Regions from separate parts of the Homo sapiens genome. Here all the other regions are linked to region 3. The links are chromatin loops, found by intact Hi-C in ENCODE. Cell type or tissue: mammary epithelial cell. All regions are shown on one strand.

Region 1 (8,000 bases), 61 kb before region 3:
TTATGGCATAATAAAATGAGGTTCAGAAGAGTTACATAAAGTGACAAGAAGCTGGTGGTAGCTGAGCTAGGATTTGAACCCAGATCTATCCTACCTCAAAGCCTAAGTGCCTAACCAGTCTGCTGGAGACTCAATCTGGAGTCCATGCCCCTGTCACCCCTAGATTTTATGTGACCTTTTGTACATGTGTTTTTCTGGGAAGCGGGATCCTGGTCTATATCAGATTTTCAAAGGGCTACGATCCCACAAAGCTAAGAACACTGTACTTAACTATTAGAGTTGGTGGATCAGTTAGGATGCTCTTGGTTGCAAACAAAGCAGAACTGAACTCAAACTGGCTGTGTCAGTGTTCACGCACAGTTTAATCAGGATTCCTGCTCTGTTTCTCTGTAACAGTCCTGGCTTCATCCTCCTAGTGTGTAGGCTTTGTCCTCAGGCTTCCCTTATTGATAGCAAAATGCCTGCAACAGTTCTGGGTCCAATGTCTGCACACACAGGTCCAAAAGAAGAGCCAAAAGAAGGTCCAAAGGAAGAACATTTCTCTCCTCTCTACTGTCCAACAAAACTTGTGGGCTTCATTCTTGGCCATGGGGCCAAGTAAGATCCTGTGCCCCTGTCTTGAGCAGTCATGGGAACTGGGGGACGCCGTGCAAGGGTTGGCTGCAGCATGTATTCCTTGTGTATTCCTGAATCAATCACAGTCTTAATGAGGATAAGATTACATTGAGTGCCTTAGGCCACTGCAGCGGGGAGTAGGGTCATTTTTACCTCACTGACATGGCTGATTCCTAATGGTCAGGGGAGAGGTGAAGTGGATGATGGGCAGGCATCCAGCAATACCCAAAATAGTTAGTATTCTTCCTGTGGCAACTCAAAGATTTTGCAACAATCTCCATATCTTAATGGGACAAGATGAAAGCAAATTCAGCTTCTAGGAGGAAACTTTTTGGCATTTCATTGTTCTCTTTGATTTGAAGAGTTTAATATGCTGCCTTTTCTCATCCCCAATCAGAGTCTATTTAGTGAGGCAAGATGTCCCTACCAATGAAGAGATATTTCCTTTAGATGCAGTTCTAATTAGAACTGCCGCTTCTGAGAAACACTTTCATGGCCTGAGTTACAAACTCCTCTGGAATATTTTCCTCTTGTTTAAGAATGCATAGTCTCAGAATCCAAGGGTGGCTGGGAAGAGGAAGAGCAATTGAAAATGAGAATGTGAAAGAAGACAGAAGTCTTTTTTATGAGAACTTAAGCAGAGTGATGACTGCATGTGTCTGAAAATATAATTATCCTCTTTTGTTTGCTTGATAGAGTTTTGATAGATAGAATCTTGACAGCTCTGTTATGAAATGTTAAAATGTAATTTAGGTTAAAAATCTTAATTATCTTAAATTATAGTCTGAAGTCATGTTCTAGACTTTGATCCTTTTATCATGTGTGACACAGCAGAGGCTGCAGGTGCAGCTAATCCAGCTGCTGTGTTTGCATAAAAGTGAAAAAAGTGGTTGATTGGCTCACTGGACACCCTTGGAGGGGATATATGTGTGCGTAGAAGGAAACCAGTGGGATTTGCCTTCTGCCCGGCAATCCCTAGATGATGCTCTTAACTTTAGAGCAGAGGAGCATTGTGGGTACTTATATTCATTAGAGAATAAAGCCCAAGCTCCTTAGTGCAACATTCAGGCCCTTAAGGACATGGTCGTAAACTACCCTTTCAGGATCAGGGAGACATATGTGCAGTGAAGAGGGTGTGGGCTTCAGAGTCAGACACTAGTCTCCTACCTCCCCCCACTGACTTGCTAAGCAAACTAGGATTTGCTATTTAAGATCTCTAAGCTTCAGTTTCTTCTGTTTACCGTATATGCAAAGAAGACACACTGACCTTCCTTGTGGGGTTGAATCACCGCATCACTCCTCTGTACTCTCCCAGATCTCTGCTTCCTCTCTCTTCCTCTCTCCCTTTCTTACATTGTTATTTTTCTTTCATGTGGCCTCTCTCTCTCTTTCTCTCTCTCCCCCGCCAATCAAGGAGATGGAATGTTCATTAGGGACATGGACTGCATGTCCTCCCCTCCCTTTATCCCCTAGTCTTAGTACAGCAATTGGTCACATGATTAAGTGCTAGATACAACTTTGCTAAAATGAGTGCTCAACAACATCCTTCGTCATCCATTTGACCTTCTTAGCAAATGTCAATTAAAAAATGAAATACCGAAGTGAGTCAGAAGGAGAGAGGGCTGGTTGAGATGAGACAGCTTTGTATAGTGGGTGCTGGAGTTTGACCCAATGGGTTTAAGTTCTGGCTAAATGATGACCTTGGGCAAGTTACCATTCTGTGCTCAGTTTCCTCTGTAAGATGGGGATGACAATAGACCCTCTTTAGAGGGTTGCTATGAGAAAAAAATGAGATAATAAAAAATATACTTAGGAGAATGAGTACTTAATTAACATGACCTATTATTGTTCCCCCAGAAGATTAGTTCTGCCAGGTAAGAACTCGACTGTACACTCATGAAATTTGAGGCAAGTCTTATTCTTTCATGAGATGAAAACTGAGCAAGAGCAGAGAAATCCTTTTATGTCTTTCTCCTCACTTTGTTCAACGTGGGGAACAAGATATGTAGGACTATAGGATGTTTCCTGTAGACAACCTGAGCATTACTGAGGGAGAGAGGGAGTGTGTGAATCTTGTGCCCTGGCCTGACCACACGGCTGCCTATTTCACCATGTCAGGGGGCTGCCAGCCTCTGAGGCATTGTCCCTTTTGACATCTTCAGAAGCCACCCATCATGAAGACTAAATTCTACATCTGTCTTCTCTAGAAAACAGAGTAAAAAATCAACATATATTAGGCACTTATTGCATACCTATTATGACATAGACAATCTCATTTAATTCTCACAATAATCTCCTAAATTAGTTGCTACCATTATCTCAACCTCACAGAGGAGGAGACTGAAGAACAAAGCAGTCAAGTACACTGCCCAGGGTGTACTGGTTAGAAGTGGTAGAGGCAGAATTCGCATCCACCCCTGGCCCTGCTGCCTCCTCTGCTCATGATATCTGTGCCCCAGGGTTCCAGATGGGACCATGCATCCACGACACCCACAAGGCTGTCCATTCCTACATGGTGCTCTTCTGTTCTGACCTCCTAGTGAATGGTGATAAAGGTTAATGACTATTTGGACTTTAATGTGTGTGCCTATTGTTTCAAAGGGAGAATCATGATTTAAAAGAGGCTTAGGAAGACTTCATGAATTTAGTTGTCAGAAATATGACTCTCCCAAGGCTTGGGGTGAGTTGAAAGAGACCTCAACACAAGCCCATTAGCTTGATGCAATGTCCTGCTTAGGGCTTGCAAGAGTCCAGTGTAAAGGCAAATGAAAGACCCAGGTGCAAAAATGGGTGGGCATGTGTTTCCTTTCTTCCATCAGATGGGGCGTCCTTACTCCCAGTCTTTCCAGATGTTCTTCCCACTCCTCAACTGCTCCTGGCTCAGAAACCCTGCACACCTGGAAGAAAGTGAGAACCAGTTTTTCAACAAACACATTGCACAGACTTATTGTGAACCCCGGGTGGAATCAAGCATCGGAGGAAGAGAACGTGGTAAGTTTTATCACTCTACAGAGCACTTGAACTCTGCCTTCTTAGAAGAAATACCAGTGTTCTGGGGTATCTCTTGTGCCCAGGAAGCTCATGGGAGCATTCATTGCCTCAGTTAGGGGAAATCTCCAGAGAATATTTCTCTCATTTGAAGTAGAGATTCTAACTCATGCTTAGAGGATCATTTATACAAGATTCTTTTGGGAGCCTGGTTGTTTAACATCTGCTTTAGGGCAGGAGTATTTTTCTAAAAAAATACTTTATTTCTTTCTTATTAACAGTTGTCTACCCTACAAAGTTCCCGTGTGCAAACAGGATGGGTCTTAATTAGGCTGCAGAAGTTGTTGTGGAAATCCATTTGGCCTCAGGCCTCTGTATATGGCATGCTAAGACACAGAGAAGAATTACTCAGCCTGGGTGCCAGCTGAGATGCTCTACCCAGCTCTGCCCTGCCTTTTTGGAAGCTTTCTCTGTTTCCTTACTTTTGACATGTGGGGTTGTGAATTTGAGAGCTTCCTGAGATGTCAGCCATGAGAAGCCATATCTGTGTAATGCTACCTATGTAGTCTTCCAGACTTGAAAATAATCAGACGTATAAGTATTTGAAAGGCCAAACAAGGAAAACTATGAGCCAAAGAAAGACTGAAACAAGATGTGACAAGTCTCATGTAAATTGTTCATAATTCTGTTCTGATTCATAGTGGAGTTAAAATAACCTGTAAGCCCAACACTGCAGCTGGTTAACAGAGCACTGGTGTGTTTGTTTCCTCCAGTGAGGGCAGGCCAAGTGGAGGCCTGTGGGTGGGAGATCCCTGCAGATAAAAATGACTCTTCAAGGCCAAGTGGCCTGTTGGCTGAGGGTCTCAAAGATTTGGTAATCAGAGTTGGAGTATAACCAAAGAAGAGGCTGAGGAAAATCTGGATAGACCTTTCTGGGGGTGGTGGCCCCTTCTTTGCCTTTGCCCCACCCATTGCAGATTGTCTCTGGGAAAGCAAGTTCCCACAGCCCCGTTTTTTCTTCAGAGTAGGATTGACAAACTATCTACTTTAAGATTACCTAGACCACTTATTAAAATGCACACTTCAGGCCCTATTCCACGAAATCAGGAACTTTGTCCGTGCAGCTGAGAAATCTACTCTTCTAGAAAATACCCCAGATGACTCTCGGTATTAAAAGCTTGAAAACCACTGCCAAAGCCTAATAGGCAAATACTTTCTTGGACTCCAGCATAATCTAAGTTTTTCTTTAATTCAGGGAGAGAAGGATCTGTTATGATCCAGATGGGACATAAATGGGCAAGAATTTGATGCATCCCAGCACAGTTACTCAGTGTTTCAAAAAACGAATTAGCAAGTGTTTAAGCACTTTTATCATAGGAGAGGAGCTCAATAATGTTTGTTTTGCTTGTTAATTTGTTATAATGTCACCAGGGAGAGACACTCAGGCCATGTGGCAGGTTCTTGCCCTCAAAGAACTTCCGCTCTGTAAAATCCTGTGAAGTAACATATAATTAAGTACTAAATTACCTGGTAGGAAAGTTAAATGTTAGGTAAAAACCAAAGCCTGGCATAATCAGGAGAAGCTTCATGGAGGAGATGGGACGTAAGCTGAATTGTGAAGAATTGTTAGTTGTGGGGACCTTGAGAAAGAGGAGAGGAAGTTGCCGGCAAGAGGAAAATGATGTCCAGAGGCCTCAGGTGGGAGTGGGCTTGGGAGCTGGTGCTGCACCGGGAAGAGCAAGGTAGCTAGTGTAGAGGGATGATGGGAACTGGGAAAGGTAGGCTAGATTGCGCAGGACCTTAGAAACCAGGCAGAGAAATTCAGGCAAGAAAAGGGAGCTCCTGAAGCTATTGAAAGCCATGGGGTAGCAAGGATCCCACTGTTCCACAGTCAGTCCCCTCAGGGCCAGAGGAGTGCCCAATGCTGAGTGCCACTCGCTGCTAGTAGGGAAAGTGCTGAGACATCAGACACATCTGGGGAGATTCAGTGTTGGAGATGGGTGGCCAGGGGCAGATGGGGCAACAGAGGGCAGGCAATTCTGGGGCTGCTGGGCCCTGGCTGGCAGGAGAAAGGGGCAGCAAGTCAGCCCGGGGTGGCTGGAGTCAGATACAGAGTTGAGTCAAGGTCATGGGCTGTGGAATCTACAGTGGAGAGGGCCAGAGCTTCATAAGCAGGGCAGGAGGCCAAAGCAGACACTGAAGCTAGCAAGTAAGGAAAGACTTGGCACTGTGGAGTCTGAGGAATTAGTCTGATTATCTGTGGTGAAACGAGGCTCATGGGATATGCTCTTTGGAAATTCCAATAAAAAATCTGTGCTGGGCATTAAAGGACCATCTCCCATTGCATGGACAAGGAGCTGTGGGTTATACTCAGGATTGGTTTCCCCACATGGCAGGCTAGCCTGGCCATTCTACAGTCTGCCCAGAGCTGCAGCGTAAAGAGGCATTAGACGGTACATATTGTTGATTTCCAGGAAGTTACACTGCCCTACTTTAAGGTGATGCTCATTAGTCTGCAAACCTGGATGCTGAAGAAATCCATGTCATAGAAGGACAGAAGTCTTGTATCCTGTGCCAACTCTCATTGTTTGGTGGTGATTGCCTGGAGTGCTGGGGCTAGTCTGGGTTCTGCAGGAAAAAAGGTACTGATTGGTTAATGATATGTGCCATGGATGTGTGTGTGCGTGGAGTGGGAGGAGGTAAGTGAATGAGTGAATGATGGCACCAGTACCACCTATTTACTATGTCTGATTTGATCCCAACCTCCTGATCTCACAGGTGAAGAAATGGAAGCCCATAGATATTAAAAGTGTTATAGTGGTCACAGGACTCAGGGGTAGATCTGGGAGAGAGGCTGAGACTCCTGGTCTAGTGTTTTTTTTTCCTTTGGATCACAAAGCCTTCCAACCCTTCCACTCACCATGGGGCTGTCACACTGACTTCATTTTCCCAGTCCCACCCTTGGCTTCTGCTAGACTTTGCATTAGGAACTTGGCCACAGAACTAATTTGCACAATGGCCAAACTTGTTTCACATGTGATCAGGACTCTTGGGGGGAAGGATTCTAGGAAAAGAAATTGCAGATTGATTCAGAATTCCTGAGAGCTGGAAAATGCCATTAGGTAAGGGGATGGCAAGAGTTGACTGAGAGAGAGAGAGGGAGGAAGATTACTGTGGAAAGGTATCATGAGGGAAGCAGCAGTAGATTGTCACTACTTTTACAGAATTGAAGATGCACAAATTGAAGTTGGAGATTGTGGCTGCCCAAAGTGCAGAGTGGGCACATTGTGGGGAGGAGACAGCCTGATGGTTATTGAACAGTGTTGGGAGAGGTAACGTGCGGTTTTGGAAGGCATGTGGACAGTGGGGTCACCCAAAGCCCAGCTCTGCTGAAACAAAGTAGGCCCACAATAAATGTTAGCCAAAAAAGCCAGCTGTGCTTTCAGCATTTCATCCTCCCAACTCCACCTTGAGAGTGGATATGATTAGCCCAATCTATACCAAAATAGAAAGTGGCTGGGGTCTCAGAATGGCTAATGAACTCATCCAGGTATGCAAGTGGCTGATCATGTTACAGATTCCAAATCCCATTCTCTTTTCCCTGGTAGTGAGAATGTCTCCTGAGCATACCTGCTATTTAAGAGAATGAAAAGAGTTTTCTCTTTCTGCTTATTACCTTGCTCTTGGATGGAAAACAACCAGCTTCTAGTCTATGGGACAGGAATCTAACTTTATTCCAAATTCCTAGAGTAGAAATTAGCTCTGTGTGTTGTTCTTGAGTTGTATGCATGTTTTATTGAGGAATTAACTTCATAACAAAAGAGTATGATTGGAACTTTTATAATTGCACCTGTTACTTCTATTATTGAACTTCTCTCCCTCCCCTGTTTTATTGCTAAAAGAATCAGTGATAAATTATTTGTTTGGAGAAATGTGCAGCCTGCTGAGTCCAGACTGCCCTCATATGCTTTTGGTATCTAGACACATAAACTGTTGTTATTTGAATCTGTTTAAAGGAACTTCCAGCACATGCCCAGGCAGGGCCTCAGGGTGGGCGGAGCTCAGGTGGACTGCTGTCTCCATCAGGCTAATCACAGGGCAACGTGGCTCCCATCTTACTGCTAGCTTCAGAAATTAAACCTACACTTCCGGGGCCTGGTTGAAAACCACTGACTCTTCTGCCAAGCAGGAGCTGTGCCCTCAGGGACCATCTGCAGAGGTAGTGTGGCCAATTATGGGCATTCAAAGCAAGCCAACTGGTTTAAGCCATCTTTCGCTGCCAGTGTTGGCTGCTGGCAACAAAGCCAGAATCTGGAGGATGCTGGAGGAAGAGTCATCCCTGAGGTCTCTCTTCAGTCTCACAACTGCACTGTCTCTAATTTAATGTAGTCTGAGAG
Region 2 (8,000 bases), 95 kb after region 3:
CACCATTCCTGTTTGAGGAACAGTACCTGTGACCATCTCTTCATCCCATCTCACTCCCTAACTCAATCCAAATTTCTAATTTCTGCATTTGAAATTTCTGCATTTCTGTTCAATATGTGATCCTCTAGGGTATATCGTAGTCACGCCATCCTTTGTTTGGTGGTGATCACATGTGTGGTTACAGAATCATGGGCATGGCTCGGTTGAAGATTATATATGCTGGATATATGTCTTCATATTTTATTTATATGGCTGTATTTTTCTACCTAAGCGAAAAACCTTTTCAACAGGTTAACTTTCCCGAGGTGAGGAAGTCCAAGCCCAGAGCATTTTAACAACAGGTGACATTTAGCAGGCACACTGCAGTCAAGCTGAGGGATGGCCAGGGAACTGCCTCAGAATCCCAGACCTGATTGTTGCCAGACTTCCCCTTGAAGTTCCAACCATACTTGCAAGTTTGCAAGTTGGATCACTTCCTTTTCTTTTTTTTTTTTTTTTAATTGTTTTGAGATGGAGTCTCGCACTGTCACCCAGGCTGGAGTGCAGTGGCGCGATTTCGGCTCACTGCAAGCTCCGCCTCCCGGGTTCACGTCATTCTCCTGCCTCAGCCTCCCGAGTAGCTGGGACTACAGGCGCCCGCCACCATGCCCGGCTAATTTTTTGTATTTTTAGTAGAGACGGGGTTTCACCGTGTTAGCCAGGATGGTCTCCATCTACTGACCTGTTGATCCGCCCTCCTCGGCCTCCCAAAGTGCTGGGATTACAGGCATGATCCACCATGCCCGGCCTGCAAGTTGGATCACTTTCTTTGTGGGAGTCTGATGGACTGAGGAGGGCTATCTAACTATTAAGCATTAGCAGTATGCAGTATGGTGCAGCAGTTCTGTATCAAGAATTCCTGTGTAGAGTTTTTATGTGCATTCAATGCATTGATGGTTTCATTTATTGACTTTGCAGGCATTTATGAAGTTCTTACTGTATACCTGTTATCATAACTGGCACTGAAAACATAGAAAAAATAAAAGACCAGAATAGTTCCCAAAGGAATCAAATTTCATACTTGTATCTTCGTGGACACTGATACAATGCTAATCTCTTTCCTGGTCAGTCCAGAGCTTTGCTGATCTATAGACTCAATCACAAGATGCCTATTTCAAGTTGAAAGTGGATGAGAAATTCTGGTTGTGGGTATGCTTGTCCTTATGTGGAAGATGCCAGTCATTCTCTCTTTTGTCATTTAACCTATGTTGTCATATCCCTAACGATCTCTGACCTTGCAGCCCTTAAAAAGAATGATGCAATGCTATATATGCTAGGCATGGAAAGATGTCCTAGATACAATATTCAGTGAAAAAAGCAAGTTTCAGGATAGTATATAGGGTATAAAACCGTTTTTTTTTTTTTGTTTTTGAAGTACTGGAGAAATGTTGTTCTGGGACCAGCAGCATGAGCATTACCTGGGAACTTGTTGGAAATGCAAATGCTTAGGCCTCACCCCAGACCTACTGCATCAGAAACTCTCAGTATGGGTTTGGGAATCATGAACATGACCCCCAGGTGGTCCCAATGAATGCTCAAGTTGAAGACCTGCTGCTCTAGCGTGTACAGTGTCCCAGTATTGTTTGTTACTGTATATAGTATCCTAAGGTCTAGTGTGGGTTTGTCACAGCTTTATAACTGGCTTATAGTTACAGTCCCTGTAAATGAATTGCTTGTTATAAAGAATTTTGATTACATTATTTTTGGTTTATTGTATTTGTATATACATTTCCTTTACAAAATCAGTAAAATACAAAATCAACAAATTATAGGTACTGGAAAAAATGCTGCTGACTATATGAAAACAATCTCTAGATGGCTGTACATTAAGCCAGTGCTTTTCAGACTCTGATTTACATACAGATCACTTGGGGGATCTTGTGAAAATGCAAGACTGGATTAAGGCCTGAGGTCCTGCATTTCCAACCAGCTCCAGGTCAGTGCTGCTGTTCTATGGGTCACATTTTGAATAGCAAGCCACTAAAATGTTATCCATAGTTATTGTTGGAAGGTCAAATGGTGGGGAGTTATGCTTTGTACATTTCACCTTTGCGCATTATTTTTTAAAAATATTTTTTACAAATAACTATATTCAGAGAAAGGATGAAAGATTTTTAAAGTCTTTCACCAGAATTTGCCTTACTTTGACATCTCTCTGCTATGCAGGCTTAGCCTTGAAACACATTTCCAAGAGTGAAGCAAAAGGAAACTCATTTATTGGCCCTAGAAATCCCCCCACTGATACTGTAGAAATGAATGTTAAAAAGCAGTGGTGATAGGTATAGAGGGAAGTAGGAAGAAATTCATATTAGCTGGAATTTTTTTAGTGCCAGTATTAGAAATCTAACTGAAATGGGCTTAAGGAGATAAAGGACATTTTTAAGAAATCTGAGGGAAATGCTTGCTTTCGTCATGGCTGAATGAAGTGTTCAAACGATGTAGTAACGAGATCTGCTTTCTTCTGCAGTGGCTTTATCTTCAGGCAGTTCCTCTTTCCCTAGGGTGGCCACCAGCAGCCCTAGGCTCTGCTTCTATGATTAGAAACCACAGCAGAATGAGAACCTCCCTTCCCAGCAAAAATTCCAGGGACGACTCCCATTGGCAGGAGCCCGTCTCTGAAATTTTCGCAGTAATTTTGATTGGCTAGACTTGGCCACAGGCCCACTTCTGAAGAAGTCTGGGGGTGGTGTCAACAACATCCACGACAGCTGAGAGGAAGGGGTGATTCCCCAAAGGAAAATCAAAGTTTTGATACAAAAACAAGATGGAATAGATGTAAAACTGAGAGATGGTGTTCTGTTATTGTGCCAGTCTTCCAGCCCAATCCTTTCATTTTGCTTATTTGGAAATCAGTTTAAGGGATTTATTCAAGGTCACATGGGTAGTCAACAGCAGAGCAAGACTTAACAACTTCTGCCCTATTTCTACATCCTCTCTACTGTAGTACTACCACCTTCTTGGAAACTAGGAATGAATCAAACATGGAGCTTCTATAATGCTTGCCTTATCTTTGAAATGTCTTCTTAAATACTGTATTTCATGATATTGAATTTAAAGGAACTCTAATTGCACATCTCTCATCTTTGACTCTCCTACATTGACTGCCTGGAGTAAGAAAGCCACATTCTTTCTGTGATAGTAATCCTTGCTACTCCTTTCCTCTTTGGGGAAACAAGTCAAAGCTTGACAAAGTGTAGCTGCTGATCTATTTGAACGAAGTTCGATCCCTAACCAGTGATCCCATGAATGAGGTGGATGCCCTATGGATGGAGAAGCTCACACCGGCCTCTGCTTTTTTTGTGGTATATTTTATCCCGAGAGCTTGATTAATAATCTAGACTGGGTCCTCCCTTTGGGTGGGTATGTTGCCCTCCCAATTTTCCCAGGCACAGCAATATCTCTGCAGACAGGTACGGGCATGCATCAGAAATCTGGAGGCTCGCCCAAAAAGTTATGTCTGCTGTTTGTGAAGGGGCAATGTAGCAATTATATGAGTAATGCAGTGGCAGATCTTCTATGAGAAATTAAAACTGGAGAAAGAGGGCTTTCCTCCTTGAAGGAAGGGTGTTGGGTGAACTAACACTATTTTCTCCTGCCCTTTCCCCCAATCTCAATCCCTTTCTCTCCAAACATTCTTCCTTGAGCACCCCACTCTGGCACTCAAAAAGCCATGGGAATGGGAAAGAAGTGGCTGGAAGTAAACAGCCTGCTTACTCACAGCAACTGAAAATTTTGTTTCGACGATTCTGGTTCCAGGGGCAGGAGCTGAAGATTAATGCCTGGAGTCTGCCCCATTCTGAGAGCAGCAGCCTGGCTCCTGGTGGCTCCAGCAGCAGGTAGGAAAAAAATGTTTGTTCTTACCCTTTTTTATGAAATATAATCTGAAGACAAATTTAATGTTAAATTCCTGTACAATGGGCACAGTAGAATCATCGAAGGGTTTAAATAATTTGATTTGTCTGCAAACCAGCCCAAACTGCTGAGGGAGTTGGTTCTGCTGCTGAAGTTGATCTGTCTCATGATTTATTCTTTAGGGAAGGGGGTACCTTGGGTTGTCCAATGTAACAGCCACTGCTGTCAGGGCTAGGAAGAAACTCACATCTTCATGACTTGACAGTGCCTGTGCTTTCTGTACTTTTGCTTACAGTGTGTGTGTTTATGTACGTGTCCTGTACTCTAGACACACACTTGCCTTGGTAAGAACACTCTCAAAAACACAGATGATAACCTGACCAGAAGACCGGTCCCTTTGATGCACCGTTTTATTCTAAATGTTTCAAGAGCCCAACAATGACTTCTTGTAAGACACCATCATAAGTTTTTAAAAAGGAAGTTATTAAGAGTCTGGGAAACATTAAGTAGGTGTCGGTTACATTAGTATCAGTTACATGCTTACCCTCTGGGTTGGAAAAGGAGACATTTACATATTTGGGGTTCCTGCACTTCTTTTATGAGGGGTATAACTTAGCAAAACTAGACAAGAAACTGTACAATGAATACAATGAGCTGTTACAGAGTTTGTCATAACCAGATCCCAAGTGTTGTAAAAGTAAAATATGATGCATGTGTGATAGAAGGAAGTGATAAAGGGAATATGGAGAAGAACAAAGTGGAGTTTTATGAGAATTTCTAGGTCTACTTTTAAAAAACAGACTAAGTTTGTGAGTCAGTAACTAGGCAATCAGTTCTCAGAGAAGCTACTTATGAACTGTGTCATCACATTACTTTTAAGATGACCAAATATTGAGGCTATCTGTTGTTTGCCATTGTGAGTGTGTGCTTGTGTTTCTGCATGTGTATTTATGACAGAGAGAGAGAGACAGAATATGAGGGAGGGAGAGAGGAGAAACTCTCATATATTGGCTTACAGACAAATGCTGGGTCATTTAAAAATGCATCTCTGTAACCACTTGTTCTGGAAACATTAATCACCACCTTCTGTGTTTTGGGCACCGTGCTGGGTCCTGGCTGTATACGTGTGTATAGTGTGTGGGGCACAGTGCTAGGTCCTGGACGATATATGTGTGTATTTTGTGTGTGTGTGTGTGTGTATAAAATGCGAAATTTCTTCTTTAGTAACCTTTACCTACCTCTTATTCGTGTTGCCAACAAAAAGACAACCGCAGAGTTTTAGTGCAGTTACCGTAGCAGAATTCTTAAGGTGGCCCAGTTACCGAAACTGCTTGTGTACTGACCTACTATAAAAATATGTATTGTCTATATATACTTGGGAATGACACCCTGTTGAAAATAAATACTGTGTTCCTCTCAGTACTGGGCTCAAGCTTCCTTAAAATCCAGTTCTCCAAGGCCAAGAATAGTGAGAGCACTGCTATGAGATTTGGACCCTGTTTGTGATCCCTGAGTTCCCTGGGCAAGGGCCCTGGTTCTTGACTAAGGGCAGGCTCTAAGGCAGGGACCAAATACCTTCTCTGCCCTGCCCTCTCCCCAAAACCCTGGGAATGAAGTTGAATGGGGAGTGGGGTGGGTGGAGCCCCTTCCCCTTTGGAAGACTCTTCCCTGGGTGTCTCCAAGGGAAGCTTCTTTTCTCTTTTGCATCGTTCTGAATGCCCTAGGCCCTCAACAAACATTCTTGAACTTCCTTGCATGTTAGCATGGGGCCCTCACCTGCCCTAAGAGGCTAACTCCTTAGCTGGACTGAGGCAGGCCCACAGGCAAGGTTGATAGATGTAAAGGTCACCTCAGTACCAGCACATGCGCTTCCTTTTCACTGCTTCCTTACAGCTGCTTCTTCTCTTGGTTGCTATAAATAACATCCTTCCCCACTCTGGAAAATGTCTGAGTTTTTCATTGATGGTTCCCCAGCTCCTCACATCTCCTAGTTCTGGTGAAATATGCTGCCATGGGGGAAATGACAAAGCAGAGGAAGAAATCAGCAGCAATATCAGTAACAGCACCCAGAATTTGCTGAGCGCCAGCTATGTGCCAGGTACTGTGCCAAAGGCTTTATATACCTGATCTAATTTATTCTTTACAACAACCCTATGAAGTAAGGACTACTGGTATCCCCATTTCATAGAAACAAACAAACAAAACAAAACAAAAAAATTTAAAAAATGAAACCAAAATGGACGCTTAGCCTTTTCTCTGCTGCTGGGGGATTCAAATCTAAGTGCCCGACTCCAAAGCATTCGACCACAGCCTGTGATGACAGTGAAAATCAAATTGATCTTGAAAGTTGGCCAGGAGAAGACAGTACAGCTCTGTGAGGCGGACACTTAGGCAGAATCCCTTCTGGCCCTCTTAGCTCCCCTGTTCTTCCATGGAGGCTCTGGAAAGGTCTGCTGGAAACCACCAGGGAGACCAAAGGACTTCCTCTGCTGCCTGTGAGTTGTCTCTCCAAGTGTCCTGTCGTGCCTCCCTTTGAGGTCTGGCAGCTGACATTTATCTTGGTCTTTGTTTACAAACAAGGGCTGTGCATCTTGTTCTTTCCTTGCTGTTCAGGGCTGACTCTAACTCTGCAGGAACATATGTTTGACTTCCACTATGCTGCTGTTTCCGGAGACAGAGTCCTGCTTTAAGAGGAGTCAGGAAGTGTCCACACTTGTTCTTTTCCTTTCCTTGAGTTTCAGCTAATATATTCCCCAGAACCTACCTAGAACCAAGAGTTCTCCTCTTGGGATGGACTCCTAGTACCTGTTTGAAACTACTCTCAGGTAGAGTTTGGGAAATCTCTAACCTGTTTGCCTGTGGTCCTACAATTAACCAGTCTTGTGATAGCTCATTCCCAAGCTGTCACAACTGTCACAACTCTAACCTGTTCCTGTGTGTATCTATAGGCAAATCTTCTGTAATGTGGATCTTGTCTCACAAGACTAGGGATGCCAGAGGAGGGCCAAGGTCAGCCTCCTTAGCACCGAGACCATTGGATGACTCTGGTTAACTTGAGCAGCATACCGAGACCTATCCCCTTAAACGTCTTAGAAACTATTTTTATTGTATAACTTGGTAATGAATCAGTCAAGTATCACCTTCTTTGATGTTTGGTCTTAAGTTGCTTATTTTCATTTTCAAAGAGTTTCTCTCATTTTGAATTTTTAAAAAAAGAGAATAAAAGAATTGCAGATTTGAAACAACAGAAAGGAAGAAGACTAATATTAATTGAACAGGTAGTGTGTACCCAGTGTTTTACTATCCTCTTTACATGTGATACACCATTTAATCATGACAGAACCTGGCAAAGTAGAAAGACCCATTTTACAGTTGAAGACATTAAGGTTTAGTAAAAGTTCAGTACTAGGTGTGATGGAGGCGGCATGTAAATGGGGGTTGTAATTTGAAGCTCAAGTTGTTTCCCTTATTCCATGCTGCGTCCACCATGGCGCCTGGATTACAAACTCCTTCCCAGTGGACAGGGTGTGCTCAGATGGTTCATCTCATTTAATCTTCACAATCCTGGGATATAGGTACATGACACTGATTCAGCAGATGGGGAAACTGAGACTCAGAAGATGCTGCTGGGTTTATTTAAAACCACTTCCTATTATGGCTTTAAAAAGTTTCCTCCTCATCTCAAAGACAGCTGACTTCCTGGGAAAATGGTGTTTACATGAAAAAATTTAATCTCCCAGATCCTAATCAACAATCATCTATTTGTATCACTTTAGATTTTTCAAAACCTTGATCTTAGCAATATGTGTTTACTACTTTGTTCTACTTCATTTCTAACACAATTTTATTTCATAGACACAGGCTGATATGGTTTGGCTGTGTCCCCACCCAAATCTTGAATTGTAGCTCCCATAATTCCCATAATACATGTCGTAGGAGGGACTCAGTGGGAGGTAATTGAATCATGAGGGTGGGTATTTCCTGTGCCGTTCTTGTGATAGTGAATAAGTCTCACGAGATCTGATGGTTTTATAAAGGGGAGTTCCCCTGCACATGCTCTCTCTCTTCCCTGCTGCCATGTCAGATGTGATTTTGCTCTTCCTTTGCCT
Region 3 (8,000 bases):
GTAGAAATACTGTATGATCCACCAATTAACCTTTTGGGTATATACCCAAAAGAGTTGAAAGCAGGGTCTCAAAGAGATGTTTGTACACCCATATTCATAGCAGCATTTTTCACAGTAGCCAAAACGTGGATGCAACCCAAGCGTCCATTGAGGGATGAGTGAGTAAACAATATGTGGCATCTACATATGATGAAATATTATTCACCCTCAAAACAAAGGTAATTCTGACATATGCTACAACATGGATGAAGCTTGAAGACATTATGCTCTGCGAAATAAGCCAGCCACAAAAGAACACATATTATATGATTCTCTTTATATGAAATGTCTAGAGTAGTGAAATTTATAAAGACAGAAAATAGAATGGTGGTTTCCAGGGCCTGGGGAAAGATGGGACTGGGGAGTTATTGTTTAATGGAGGCAGAATTTCAGTTTGGGAAGATGAAAAGATTCTGGAGATGGATAGTGGTAGTGGCCGTATAACAATAGGAATGTACTTAGTACCACTGAACTGTAGGCCTAAAAATGGTTAAGATGGTAAATTTTATGCTACGTGTATTTTACCCCAATACAATTTTTAAAAAGATAAAAAATAATAAAACTGTTTGAAAGTCTTGCTTTGTTTCTTGCTGGTTGGAAAAATCCTTGTTATAATCCTAGCACCCAAGTTTTGTAATATTGTTTTAGGCCCAGCTATTGAAATTGGTTTTCTTGAGCATTTTTAAGAGAGAATTAAGGTAAGGACTAGACCCACTTAATTTTATTCAAATAAGGAAGTGGAAGAGACATGGGTGTCTACTTCTAGATACCAATAAAACTTTAGAATAAGTTGGCCCTAAGTAAAGCTTTGTTGTGTCTCTGTCTTGGAGATATAAAAATGAATCTAGAAAAGCAAATGACACCAGATGTTTCTCTCAAATTGGTTGGTATCAAACACCATAGATTTACCTCAGAATGTGGACTCATTCTGAGAGCTGAGAGCTAAATGTGAAGCACCTTAGATATACATGCACACACACACACACGAACACACACATGCACACACATGCATGCACACACACACACACACGAGACCCACACACTATGTAATTAGAAAACTGTGTTCCATTTTATAACCATAACCAGTCTTCATCAGCTATTTGCACATCAGAACCACTCAGTGGAGATTTGCCTGTTCGGTGCCTGATCTTGATGTTTTCTAGTCCTAATATTTCCAGCAATGGGCCAAGTGGAGGTGCCAGATAATAGCAGAATCAGAACTTCAAATACCTGTTTTGACCAGAGATACCTAAAAGGCACAAATCCTTCTGTTTCTTCATAGGTCTGCTCAGAGGGCTGTGCCCAAGCAGTCAGTGAGGCTCCTGGGATGTTTCTGGCTTCCCATACATGAGAGGCGTCCTGATACTAGCAATGAACCGAGTCCTGGAGTCTGGAAAAGCACTTTATATCCTCAGTGATCAGGTGAGAAATGGCCAATTGATGGTGCTGGAAGGTGAAAATGTTTAATTATTTCCATGACGGTTTATATCAATATTTAACAGAAATATGCCATGGCTCATTCGATGTGAAGTGCATGGTAAAATGATGGATTTTTTTTTTCTTTTTAACTATCTAATAGTCTATGAATTTCCCCCCAGGAAAGAACTGTCCAGCCTAGCACTTAGCACAGTGTCTTGGCAGCAAGTAAGCACAGAGCTGATTGCTTGAAGGAATGCATGCTCTGTCCAAAGCCTCATCAATTATCACCTAATAAATGTAATAATTTTTGTGATGAAGACTCTTAAGTTCTGATGTTGGCAGAGAATATATTTCTAGAGTAAATCTCAGGATATTCCTTCAGAGTAACGTGAGGTCCAACCCATCTATGCTTTTCTGCTCTCCTGGCATCCAGTGAGATGTTCCCCTGGGGTGTGGAAATCTAGGTTTCCTGGATATGGGAAGGTTTGGAGGGGACACTGCAAGGAAGATCATTGGAGAAGGGTGGAAGGGGCCACTCCAGAGGCCTGAGATCATGGCTAAGGGTGGTCCTGGAAAATGTTCCTCTTATCAATCATGGTAGCTATTACAGGGATGGATATTTGGTGGAAGAAAAAGAAAGCGAGTGAAGAAACTTGTGTTTACCTCTTCTATGTGACTCAGAAGTTGATCCATAATTGACATCTGCGAAAAAGAGAAGCAAAGCACCTCCTCCTTTCAGGACCACCTTGAGAAAAAAAAAAAAGAGGTGTTTTTAGCTTCCTCTTCACCTTTTGTCTTTTGTATATAGTCTAGCCTTTTCATTGTATAGATGAGGAAACTGAGGATCAGGATGGCAAAGTGACTTCTCAAAATTATCTAATCAGTGCAGGGCTGGAGCTAAAATCCAGGGCTCCCAACTCTGCAGACCAGCATTGTTTTTATGACTTTCCCCTCTGTCTTCTACCTAGTCCTCTTTTCTCAGAGCCTCCTCTCCTAGCCCCTCACTATTATCATAACTACAATTTATGGAGTGCTCACTACGTCTTAGGCACTGTACACTTTCCATGTATTTTGTTTAATCCTAGCAGCTTTATAAGGTCGATATTATGATAATCCCCACATCATGGATGAGCCTGTTGAGGTTTAGTAGCTTACCTGGGGTTCCATCACTGGTGGTGATTCATGAATGAGCCTGTCGAGGTTTAGTAGCTTACTTCGGGTTCCATCACTGGTGGTGATTCCAAAGCCCATGGCCCAGCATTCCCACAGAAGACTTGATTTGTTTGTAGTCTCTATTCCTCAAGACTAGGAAAGTTACAGGGCTCATTTTTTTTCCCTACTATCAATAATTCATGTTCAAGTGTAAATAGCCTGTGAATTATTTTGCTAGGGCTGCCATAGCAAGGTACCACAGACTGGGCAGCTTAAATAACATAAATTTATTTTCTAATAATCCTGGAGGCTAGAAGTCTAAGATCAAGGAGTCCCCAGGATTGTTCTCCTCCAAGGCTCCTGTCCTTGCTTTGTGGATGGCTGTCTTCTTCCAGTGTCTTCACACGGTCTTCCCTGTGAACAGGTCTGTGTCTCAATTTCCTCTTATAAGGAGACCCATCATATTGGATTAGGGCCCATCCCAGTGACCTCATTTTAACCTAATTACCTCTATAAAGACCCTGTCTCCAGATACAGTCACATTCGGAGCTACTGGGGGTTAGGACTTCCATGAATTTTAGGGGGACACAATTCAGTCTACAACAGCCTGATATGTTGCCCCTGGCAAGAGTATTTTTATTTTGAAAGAAGTTTCTTAGGTACAAAAACGCATAAGTCCAAAGGAATAACCTACAGTAGGTGTTCCAAACACCAGACTAATGTAGTACGTACTCTGTTAAAGGGAGGTGGGAAGAATACAGGTTTTACCTTTACTTTCTACAATATTGGCCAATTCTGACTCTCAGATCATATGTGTGAATTCTCAGGTCATTTTCAGAGGCTTGGATTATAGGAAGAAAACAAACTGGTGGTGCCTATTCATCAAACCTCCGTTGACACCTCACATTTCTAATAGTCATCCCTTTTGGAAAAATCTGTAATTCTCACGATTTAATGTAATTAACAGCTATTTTCAAATTTCAGAGGTGCCTTGGGTGAATTCCCAGGGTCAATGAATGACACAGCCCCAGAGCCATTTATTGTTAGCTTGGGAGCTATTTGCTTGGCGTGCAAATAATTCCCTGGCTCCTGACTGAAGAGAGGCCAATTTCTCTTTCTCAGGAAGGCCCTCAAGTTCTGTTTATAAATCCTCTTTTGTCATAAAATCCAGACACAGAGAGCCTGCTGTTGCACTCTGGCTACTTCCTGTAGTGAAGTAAAATCAGGGATAGGATGCAGGGACAGTTGATGCAACTGGACGTCTAAGCCCTGCCCACCTAGGACCCCCGGAATCAGGAGTCAATAAGGAAATGAGGAAGAGGCACTGCAGGCTGCAGAGGATGGGACCTCCTGGGATCCTCCTTTCCTGAGGGACATGGGGCTTACACAGGGGCTCTATTGTTCATAAAAAGATGAGGTGCCAGACTCCTGTCCTGAGAAAGAGGAGAAGCCTCTCCCCCTCCCTTGCTTCCTGTACTCTCCCTCTTCTCTAGTCACCTTGGCATTTGAACTTGTTGTTCAGGTCAAGCAAGTTGGTGCAGATGGCAGATTATTTTATCTGACATGTCCAACCTGTGTCAAAAACGTGTCTGTTTGGTCACATAAATGCTGCCTGATGTTGCCCTTCCCCTCATCCCCACCTCCTACTGTTCCCAAAGCCCTGGCTTTATTTTCTCTTGAAGAATAGCTGGATCAAAGTTATTACCTCTGATTTAAACCCATCCATAGGATGGCAAAACACTAAAAATGAAATCCCAACTCTTCTGCTAATTTGCCATGACCTGTGTGAGTAGTCTGACCTCGCTAAGCCTTAATATTCTTCCCTTTGTAAAATCATCTCTGAGTTCCCTTCTGACTCTCTGTGACTCTAATAAGAAAGGAACAAAAAATCTCACTACTGCCCAGCAAGCTGAAGGGCTTGTGAGAGCGAGCCACGCTGTCTTTGACTCTGAGGGGCACTGCTGGGCTGCCTCCTTCCACCTCTTAGGGTGGGTGAGGAGGCAGAGGCACTGCATGCCATGTGCTCCCAGCCTCCCTCCCAGAGAATCCCCTGTGGGACAAGTCTGGGCTTCACCCTGAGTGCTCCTGAAAGCAGGTCAGAGCCTGAGAGTGCAGGCGGGTGCGAGGGAGGGGAGGCTCCACACATTTGTTTTTGATCCTCAGAACACGCCAGATGGACTTAGGATAACTTGGGATCTGTAAGTGAACATTCTTGTCAGGAGGCCAAAAAGGACAGCGCCAGGCCCTTCTGGGCTACATTGTGCCTAAGGGTGATGCTCCCTCTCCCAGGCTCGGAGGCCGAGGGCCTGCTCTTTGTTGCGAGGGGAGGCAGCTGTGGTGCAGAAAGCTACAGTGTTTGTATTTCCTACTTTTGTTTCTAGCTCTTAGGCACCTTGGCTAGCAAAGAATCCATCCAATCTCCCCTTCCTTCTTTCCCTTCCTTCCTGCCTTTTCTCTTTCTCTCTTCCAAAAAGGCATGTATTTTCTCTTTTCAAAGCCATAACAAAAAGGGATTTATTTTCTCTTTTCAAAGCCGTAACAAAAATGTTTATTGTTGTTTCTAAATAAAAGGGTGAAACCACAGTGAAAAAATGTAGTTCCTGCTTCATATAACATCCTTTCTCCAAAATAGTGATCTGTCTCACACTCCAAGACCCAGTAACTTTTGTTAGGTCGTCAACAACTGTTTAATACACATTATTCAGAAAGCCTGGGAAGATAAAGATTTTCATGTTATAGATTTTCCCATATACTTGAGAAATACATTCCACGGCCTAGAAATTTGTTAAGCATGTATGTGCAGTCACAAATGTACTACTAGTTTGTAAATAACACGAATATTTGTTCATGGAGGTGGAAGGGATATTTCACATGATTCATAACCATCTGGTTATAGAGCAGGAAATGAGGTGTTTGGCAAATATTCTGGGTTTTTTTTTTTTGCCAGCGAATTATTTTTTTCCCCAAAGAAGTTAAACATGTGCTCCATGGCCTACGACCTGCAAGAGGTCTTGTACTGTTTATCGTGATAATCTGTGGGCTCCTGGTGCCTGTGCTGCCACGGAGCTGTACAGCCACGGAACGCAGCTGCCTGAAGTTAATGATTCAGGAGTCACCATCTGTGCTGAGTTCTGTCTCTTTGGCACATACCACACAGACACGTCCAGAGGTGAAGGCAGTACTTACACTCACAGATTAACATTCCTGCTCATCGGAACAACTTTCCAAGGAGAAGGCCCAGTTTTCTGAATATTAAAACTTTAGGTGAGTCATTAGAATCTCATGTTTGGGGAGTCTGTAGGCCAAATTAGTCAGCCAGACAGTGTGACAAGCTGGACATGAATATATGTAACTGGACGAGCTACAGGGGCCTTACTAATCAATTAGCCAGAACAACCTCCTTTTTTATATGTGGATCCAATTTTCCAGTTCAGTTTTGCAGAAGGGGCTATTCTGTATCCCTGTGGTTAGGGCTAAATGTTAAGGCACACCATGCGAGGGGCAGGGAGGATTTATCCCTTGCTATAAGTGTTCTTAACTTACCCTGTGTGAATTCTCTCCTAGAAGTGGGTAGGTTGGGGTCCTGGAGACCTGGGCAGGGAAGATCTGTTCCTTGAGTTTGGTCAGTGAGGAGCAGAGAAGGATCTCAGAGGTGGTATCTGATCTGCAAGAGGAGACTGGAACATAGATCCACGCTGCCTGCCTAGTGAGCTGTCATCATAGAAGACTTGGGCAGAGAGGCTGAGTCTATATATATACATCAGGAAGGAAACTGAGGCAGAAAGAGAGCATTCCAAACAGAGGCCAGGACGCATGCCCAGTCTGGAGGGAGTGCTCCTTCACAGGGCACAGCTGCAAGCCCTTTACATAAGGTATTTGTGGCTTCTGCCATAGGTGGAGAAGAAAAGGTTAAGATCAATAAGTTTGCTCAGACACCTTCCCTTTGACACCACACTATGGTAGGCAGGTACATACCTAGAGCTTGAGACAAGAGATGTGAAGTTTTCAGAGATTTGGAAACACTTGCAAAGTATATGTGTGTGTGAGTAGCAAAGATGATTTGTGGGAGAGAAAAACAACTTTTACCTACTAATCTTTTTTGCTTTTCTTCAAAAGTTAGGGGCATAAGTGTGTTGTACTTTGTACCTGCTTTGTTAATAAATTGGTTGTGTTTGATACAAAGGTTGAACACCTGTAATCTCAAACTCCAAAATCTAAAATCCTCCAAAATCTGAATGTTTTGAGCACTGACATCGCGCCACATGTAGAAAATTCCACACCTCACCTCGTGTGATGAGTTGCGGTCAAAACACAGTCAAAAGTTTGTTTCGTGCTTAAGATTATTTAAAATATTGTATAAAATTATCTTTAGGCAATGTTTATAAGGTGTATATGAAACATAAATGAATTTTTTGTTCAGACTTAGGTCCCATCCCTGATATATCTCAAGGTATATAGTCAAATATTCGAAAACCCAAAAGTATCCAAAATCTGAAACACTTCTGGTCCCAAGCATTTCAGATAACGGGTATTCAACTTGAATTTAAAAGTGTGAAGTCCTTGAAAAAAAGTTTAGAAACATAGACAACAATTTTTTTGGTCTCTAGAACCAAAAGGGGGAAATGTCTTAGGAGAAAGTTGTTATACATATTTACTTGGATATACAAAAAAATTATAAAAGTGAAGATTTTCCTCTCAGCATTAGAGCTGGTTAAGTGCATATTTTGAAACTAGTCATTTAATGCTTTGGTCTATTTCCTTGCTTCTGACATAGAGATATTGGTACTTAGGTTTAAATTACAAGGGCCGTTCTGAGAATCACTGCACCTCCCCACCCACGATCCCCTCCCGTGAACACATAGAGGAGGCTGTATTCATTTCGGTGCACATGTTCCCAAGGTAGAAGTCATGGTCTTCAGACAAGGCAAAGCCAATTTTCTTTAGCTCTATTCTTGGTGGTAAAATGCTCTTAGCAACTTACTCAAGAACAATAGCTATGCAATTTTTCAAAGAACTTTCTCTCATCATCTATATAAGAAAAATATGTCATTGTCACAAACAATGTTAATTAAATAGCCAATATTTATAAGCTGAGCAAATTGCATTTTTTTTTTGCATATTTCACCATCTCACTAGAAATTCTTAGATTATGAAAAGTACACTAATAAGAAGTCTCTAACAACCAGGCTTTTGGAACAAAGAAATAATGATAAACCTAATTTCCTACTTTCATTCAAAAAATTACACCCTGATATGCTAATAATCCTCTCTGAAGACAGCAGGTAAACTAGAAAATTGGGAAAAAGAGTCTCAACCAGGGACAATAGATTCCATAATTTTTTCACTGGTCTCCAGGTTTTCCCGACTCCAAATTATCCTATCCACCATCA

The links. Hi-C counts contacts between places; a loop is a spot of excess contacts. Peaks named below come from ENCODE experiments on the same cell type or tissue, not always from the same donor. Only the 100,000 strongest peaks of a DNase experiment are listed, where the experiment ranks them.
Region 1: a loop joins it to region 3, with 7 times the contacts of the local background. A loop is called at or near these places in 6 of 110 quality-filtered maps.
Region 2: it touches region 3 in a loop (8-fold over the local background); 2 of 110 quality-filtered maps call a loop at or near these places.

What each region holds. Positions count from the first base shown.
Region 1 is chr14:51,329,959-51,337,958 of GRCh38, forward strand. It overlaps LINC00640 (long intergenic non-protein coding RNA 640), which reads left to right and starts at 3,435. Exons shown (of 5, transcript NR_038358.1): 1 at 3,435-3,606. LOC124900595 (a long non-coding RNA gene) reads right to left here. Exons shown (of 3, transcript XR_943854.3): 2 at 6,125-6,231; 3 at 3,441-3,512. In mammary epithelial cell, no CTCF peak of the experiment used is centred here; DNase peaks (open chromatin) are centred at 4,183 and 7,763; H3K27ac peaks cover 3,125 bases.
Region 2 is chr14:51,485,546-51,493,545 of GRCh38, forward strand. All of the region lies in intron 2 of FRMD6-AS2 (FRMD6 antisense RNA 2), which reads right to left. It also overlaps a transcript of FRMD6 not described here. Among named protein-coding and RNA genes, the nearest start is that of LINC02310, 92 kb to the left of the region's middle. In mammary epithelial cell, no CTCF peak of the experiment used is centred here; DNase peaks (open chromatin) are centred at 3,456 and 4,906; H3K4me3 peaks cover 3,669 bases; H3K27ac peaks cover 4,080 bases.
Region 3 is chr14:51,390,847-51,398,846 of GRCh38, forward strand. LINC02310 (long intergenic non-protein coding RNA 2310) reads right to left here and starts at 6,289. Exons shown (of 4, transcript NR_146549.1): 1 at 6,154-6,289; 2 at 2,614-2,763; 3 at 2,122-2,203; 4 at 1,283-1,485. It also overlaps a transcript of FRMD6 not described here. RefSeq lists enhancers at 4,276-4,776, 4,777-5,277, 4,938-6,137. In mammary epithelial cell, a CTCF peak has its summit at 4,578; DNase peaks (open chromatin) are centred at 4,725, 5,565 and 5,695; H3K4me3 peaks cover 143 bases; H3K27ac peaks cover 4,761 bases.